Linked DNA regions of Homo sapiens: region 2 is linked to region 1. Evidence: chromatin loops called from intact Hi-C (ENCODE). Cell type or tissue: lower leg skin. All regions are shown on one strand. Links, peaks and the distances in the headings refer to the core of each region. The heading gives the core; the rest is flanking DNA.

The links. Hi-C counts contacts between places; a loop is a spot of excess contacts. Peaks named below come from ENCODE experiments on the same cell type or tissue, not always from the same donor. Only the 100,000 strongest peaks of a DNase experiment are listed, where the experiment ranks them.
Region 2: it touches region 1 in a loop (10-fold over the local background); 5 of 110 quality-filtered maps call a loop at or near these places.

Annotation. Positions count from the first base shown.
Region 1 is chr10:85,230,770-85,234,450 of GRCh38, forward strand. No RefSeq gene overlaps it. Among named protein-coding and RNA genes, the nearest start is that of LINC01519, 34 kb to the left of the region's middle. RefSeq lists a silencer at 1,317-1,543. In lower leg skin, for the core only: no CTCF peak of the experiment used is centred there; no DNase peak of the experiment used is centred there.
Region 2 is chr10:86,370,195-86,373,421 of GRCh38, forward strand. No RefSeq gene overlaps it. Among named protein-coding and RNA genes, the nearest start is that of GRID1, 5.0 kb to the left of the region's middle. In lower leg skin, for the core only: no CTCF peak of the experiment used is centred there; a DNase peak (open chromatin) is centred at 1,137.

The DNA of each region.
Region 1 (3,681 bases), core at 495-2,994:
CAGCCTGCAAGTGAATCTTATCCTTATACATCCTGCCAGAACAAGGAGAAATGCTTAAAGAAACTCCAACAGAAATATAGGATAGAGCAGGGAGACGCCTTGTGGGTCATGGGAAATATCTTGGAAAGACTCCTATCAATAGCCCTACCCTCCACGTGGATTTAACTTCAGGAGATCTCTACAGGTCTAGAATTAGAATTAGGACAATTAATGACTCTCATTATAGCAGTACATGTTTAAGTTCTGGCTTACCCCACTGGAAATGGAACTTATTTAGCCTCTGTCTTATGTGGGTGAATAGTAACCTGCTCTGCAAGGCTGCTGGTACATGTTACTCCAGCTCAGACACAGTGGCTAACAAAGACTTCAATGGTTCTTCAGTATTACCTGGGTCAAAGAGGAATATTTTAGAGCAACTGAACCATACACTATAGAATGAATGCTAGGCAATTATATGTGGTTATTTTTGGTGCATACATACATACTCTCATCAAGCTGTAATTAATATACTTCAGGATTTGTATTATCTCTAATCATTCCCTCAACACCAAATTAAAGAGCTGCTTGATGTCTTTGGTCAGATATCTCCCTTGTTCACTCAATTTTCAATTTTTATTTTTGCAGATTGGAAAGATGATGTAGCCTTTGAGGGCACAGAGACCAGAGCTGAGATCCTGGGTGTGCCATTTACTAAGTGTATAGCCTCAGGCAAATTGTTAAACTTTCTAAATTCATTTCCTCCACCAGAGAGCCAGAATAATAATACTCACCCCCATAGGATTAGTATAAGGATCAAATGAATTCATGGAGGTAAAACATTTTACACCATGACTGGCAAGAGTGAGACAAAGCCAATGTTAATTCTCTTTCTTTTCTCTTTCCATATTCTAGTGTACATTGGACTAATTTCATGTTTACTTCACAGTTTTATGCAAACTACAGAGAACTTTTCAACTTGCCCTTTCAGAAAGTTTGGACTTTAATCCAGAATCTTCATCAACCATGTACAAAGCTCTAGCTACTGCTGTTTCTAATCTGCTACTCTCTAGACCGGTGCACTGCTTGAACTTTAGGAAGTCTCTTCTTCCCTAATTCTAAATTGATCACTGGGAATAAATTTGGCTTCTCTTTTTCTATCTGGCTCATGTGGGGAGGAGGAATTCTGAGATTATCATGACTTTTCATGGCAGGAAAATCACTTCCAAATTAAGTGTCCATTTAAAATATGCCCTAAGTTGACAAAGTCATTGATTTTGTTATCATTCCAAACATGGTTCCAGGTAATATAGTCAATTCTTGCACTGTCATAGTGGCATGGACAAAGCAAGAAGTAGCTTCCATTTACACTGTTTTTGGATCCGAACCCTCCTGTGCTTGGAGCTGAGAAGAGAGTCCATATGCTTGGACTGCAGTGGCGAGGGCTTTGGAAATCATGTCTTGCAGTTGGCAGGGGAGTGGGGCCCTGGGCTGGTCAGGGAAGAGTGTTAATATAATTGAAAGTAATTATGTTGACAAAAAGGGGAATTGTAAGGGCACCTCATAATTACAAACAGATGCGTTTGGATAATAGCAACCAGTCTTTCAGGGGCCCAGCAGACGGATGATTCGGCAGGGACTCATATCCCCAGTGGGGCAGAAATGCCTTGACACCTCTGATAACCCAAATATGGCAAGTCAGACTGATGGAGTTATTTGCAGAGAAAATGGCACACAAAGAAATCAGATGAGGAGGTCAGTATGGTAGGAAAAGCTTAGGTTTTAGAGCCAGATAGACTGATTTAATTCCAGATATACCACTTAATAGCTGTATGCCTTCATATTAACTATTCAAGCAAACTGTGTCTCTTTCTTTATCTCTAAACTCCTGAGACAATATCTGTTATACATTTTGAAGTTATTAGTAGAACTTAGGAAATATATGTAAACTGTCCAGCAGATAAAATACACACAATAGATGCTAGTGCAACTTGAACTCAGTGTTTGCACAGCCTCTTAACTGATCTCCTTGCTACCATTTTGACCCCAGGATCAGCTGTTCTCCAGCAAATTCTTTTATAACATAAGTCAGAACACACAACTGCTCAAAAATTGCTAACAGTGTCCCACCACACTTTGACTAAAATCCAGGATCCTTAGCCTGTAAGATCTGGGATCAGGTCTTACAGCTCTCAGACCTCCTCTTCTCACACTTTCCTCCTTTCTAGTGCCCTTTATCCAAGATGATATCTTGGTTATTTCAGCATGTCAGACTTTTTCCACCAGATGTTTGCGTGCCTGGTTACTTGTCACCACTCATGTCCCAGCTTATATATCACAACTCAGAAGAGGCCTTCCTTGACTGCTATCTTGGTTTGCACTTCCTAGAAAAACTGCCTGAGGGATGGGTTTGGGAAGACATGATTTATTGAGAGTGTACACTTAGGAAAAATCTGTAAAGGAATGAGGAAAGCAGGGAGGGGAAGAGGAAAAAAGAGCAAGGATTTGGTCTTAGATGTGGTCTTAGGTAATGTCTAACTTTGGACAGACCTGTGGATGGGGGTGGTGAGCGGATCTGGAGCATAAATCACACCTCACAGGTGGCCTGCCTTGAAGGAAGGGGTCAGGCTTTCATAAACAGCATCAATCAGTCATTGGCTGCCCTGCAGGTATCTTCTATCACCTGAGGATAATTCTCCTGAAAAGACTGTCAGTTTAAGCCACTGGCCATAGACTTATCCTCCAGTAGCTGGAGGAGGAGTGCACCAACTTGTAATGAGGATCTTGTGGGGCATCTGCTCACCTGCACAACCATCTGGCCCAATTTTTCCATCTATGGACTCTATTCCATAAATCTATTTCAACTTTTTGGTTGACATTTATCCTCGCTTAATATTTTTCTTGCTAATTATTTGTTGATTTTCTGTCTCTGTGACTACAGTATACGATCTTGATAGCAGGGACCTTGTCTGTTTTGTTCATGGGTATATATCCAGACTCTAGAACAAACACTGGTTCAAGGAGTGAATGTGGATTGCCACGCACCTTCTCATTCTGAAATGGAAAAAAAAACAGTTTATGTTCAGACAAAGAATATTGAAACTAAAATGAAGACAAGGACCATTCAGACCTTGTCATGGTCACCTGCTCCCCCAAGTTCCTCTGTTTCCTTTGTTATTTTTATGTTTCATCAGTGAAAAATCAGCTGACTTTTTTAAGCATTCCAAAGAATCTTGCTTATAAACTCTGTTTTCTAAAACAACGATATCTGCCACCAGGGAGGCAAAGTCATCTTTCAGCATTTACCCTGAAATATTTACAGAACAGATTTGAAGGAATGGAAGGGAAAAGCTATTTCCAGAAGCTTATTTCCCTCACTTATTTAATACGACTTTCCCCCAAAGATATTTCCCAACCAGTTAATTGCTAAAGGGACCAGATTTTAAGAAAAACATATTTTCTACAGATGAAGTTATTCCCTTCCTTCCCCAGATCTTTCATGTGTATCAAAGCACAATATGTTTTTTGTGTTACTATTGTCTCCTGCTCCCTCCTTTTCTTTAGGGAAAGGAGATTATGGCCAAATAGCAATATGTTAGAAGATAAATATAATAATGAGATGTATGCCTCTGCTTCATACTGTGTCTACACAAACCATATATGCACATGCCTTGTTGAAATATAAGGGAGGCCAACAGTTTTTGT
Region 2 (3,227 bases), core at 25-2,524, 1.1 Mb after region 1:
CCTCCTGAACCATGCGTCTCCAGGGAGGGCCCAAAAACTCTATCTTCCTCATTCCCTCCTCAGCACAGAGCCCACCAGTGATATGGAAGACAATTCGGCCCAGGCCCTGCCTGCAAAGAAAGATCAAGTCCAAGCCTGGGGAATTCTCTGCAGGCTTTGGCATGGAACCCAGCTGTCCCGTGTACACAGGGTGGAGGCCAACCCAGGTCTTAAGGTCAAGCCCCCAGGGAAGAGTCTGTAGGCATCTGGGAAGGGGTCTTGCTGCCAGCCTCATCCGTCACTACAGGCTCCAGGGAACCCACTTTCTGCCAAGATCCAAGCTCAGAAAATCTCACTGCTGCCTTCCTCTCTTAACCCATTGGGTTTTTCCTGTTTTCAATTTTTTCTTGGAGACAGGGTCTTGTTCTGTCACCCAAGCCGGAGGACACTGATGTGATCATGGCTCACTGTAGCCTAGACCTCCTGGGCTCAAGCAATCCTCCCACCTCAGCCTCCTGAGTAGCTGAGACCACAGGCACATGGTACCATGCCCAGATAATTTTCTTCATTTTTTGTAGAGATGGGGTTTCACCATGTTTCCCAGGCTGTCTTGAACTCCTGGACTCAAGCAATCCTCCTGCCTCGCCTCCCAAAGTGCTGAGATTACAGGTGTGAGCCACCACGCCAGATTTGTTTTTTGGTTTTTTTTTAAAACACCCTTGTTTATTGCTTATTTCGTCTGTTCTCCCAGCGCTGTGTTGGCTCTTCAGTTGAATGTGAATTCTCTGTCTCTACTTTGTCTTCCTTACTACCCTTTCTTGCCAACCTCTTTCATCTTATTTTTACTGTTTCTCAGCTTGTATTTATTTTATGTGATGTTCTTTTATATTACTGTATTTTTTAGTTTACTTTTACTCTTGGTAGCCTCGTGGGTTGTTACTTTAAATTTCCCAGGCCAGCAATCTTTTGCATTGCTCATTCTATTAATTCGAGACTTCTATTGATTCATTCCTTGGTTTTCCCGAGGTTAGGGAGAAGGAAAATTCCAGCACCAGCTTGCCTCAGCCACCAGGGCAAGACCCACTGTTATGCCCCTTTGCACCCTTCCCGTGGCATGGTGCAGACACCCATGGTGGGCAGCCCAGGTGAGGGAGGGCTTCTGCGGGCCGGAGCCGTGCCCCATGGGCCAATGAGGAGAAAGGAAATTACACACCGTGTGTCCACCCTAGATAGGAATGCCTCATCTTTCCAGGGCAAGGACCTCTTTACCCCCATTATACAGTCAGGAAACTGGGACTCAGGACTGGGTCTTCAGTCTGCTTAGAATCAACTAGTCCAAAAAGTTACCTGTGTGAAAAACTGCTTCCTTTGCAAAAGCAAGGACCTCCAGAGGTCTCTTTCCTGGACCCAGGCTCTCCAGGCAGGATGGGTGGCAGGACTGAACAGAAGCTCAGGCTCATCTGGGGCTCTCATGCTAACATCCAGGATTCCCCTTGACCCCCTGGAGTCCAACAAGGTTCATTCCTTCCTTAGAACCCTGCAAAGGTCAGATAAGGCAAGCTGGAGTGTGCACAAAGGCATCTCCAAACGCCAAGGGAGAGCAAAGGAGAAGGAAGGCTCAGATCCCAGGAATGACCCCCAGGAGCTGTCATCTCAGTCCCAGGCCTCTGGGGGCAGCCTGTGTCTCACCTCCTGCTAAAGCAGAGATTCTCCAAGTGTGTGCCCCAAAGCCTGGATCTAAGAGGCTCTTCAGAGGAAGCTCGGGGCTTCTGAGGACCCCACTCCACGTCCATAGCCAGCCTTGCACATGGGCGTTCTGAGTCCACCGTTGTGTGGAGAATGGGCTTCTGCTGCTGCAGCTCACACATGTAAAACCACAGCCCTGAAAAGCCTGTCCCAGAGCCCACAGGCTGGCCCAGGCCCTCCCAGGAGACCTGCTGGGCTCCCTGCTTCCCAGCCCCAACGCCTGCCTGGGGTGGCTCTTCTCCTCTCTCTCCAACCTGGGCTCTGCAACTTTGCTGTTTTTGCACTTTGGGGACCACCCTATTCCGCAGGTGACTGGAAGGACTAAGTGGCAGGGTCCTGAATCCTGGCCTCTCTGACCCCAGGGCTGAACTCAGGCTCCTGTACCCTCAACAGTCACTGCCTGACTGTCCCAGAACATGAAGTGCCACAGAGGCTCCTGCCCCTCCCACCACTGCCCAGGGCTCCTCCTGCCCCTGTCGTCTCCTGCTTTGGGTTCCAGGGCTCCACACAGGTTTAGCTGAGACCTTGAGCTGAGTTAAGGAAGGGAGTGTACATTGCAGGTGAAGGGAACAGCGAGAGGAAAGGTATGGAGGCGGAAGCAAGTAAGGGAAGGCTGTGGGGAGAGCAGCAAGGTGGGAAGAAGGAGGCAGCAGAGGGACCAGGGTAGAAGTTGACAGAATGGTCCTGGTGGGAGATGCTAAAGCCAGACATGCTCCTTCCCAAACACATCTCTACAGAGTGGGCCTGGGGTGGCATCATAGCAGCCAGAGACCTGTCAACCATCGTGTCTTCAGTGGACATCCTGGGCAAGAGAGCCACCAATCCACAAAAAGGAACTTAAATAGTGGAGCGAGAGGACTTTGTCCCCTTTGCTACCAGGGAACTCATCGGAGACTGTCCCACCCTGGTTCTACACACAATACTTTATGCCAGTCATATGTCCTCTGCCCTCCCAGGAATGAGGCTGCAGGTGTCCACACATAGAGTGGGGCCTTGTTGCTCACCAGTCGCCCCCTGCTCCTTGTTTAAGATGAGATACCTAAATGTCAGCCTGCACAGCAGGCCAGGAGCTGCACAGACATTTTGTTCAATGGATGTGACAGGTCCACCCCACCACACCCCTCCTCATCCCATCCTAAGTTGGGAGCAGCACAGGGGCTCCCACCAGCCCACAGCCTTTCAGAGCCGAGTCCCCGACTCTCCCAAGGGATCAGGGATGGGGGAGCTGCATCCACCTGAAGCCCTTGCTCATCCAACAGAAAGCCCCTTCCCCAGACCCAGCCCTCCAGCTAAACGCAGCCCCTAATGGATCTGGGCACCCTATATATGGACACACCCATTTCCAAGAGCAGGTTATCTGGTCTGTAAACCTCCTCTTCCATCCGGCAATGAAGTGAAATTGTGATTGATTTTTCCTATCTGGTGCACCATAGTGCATTTAGCACCCTATAAACCTAAATGGGGGAGGTACTACCTCCCAGGAGGCTCCTGGAGACTTGGCT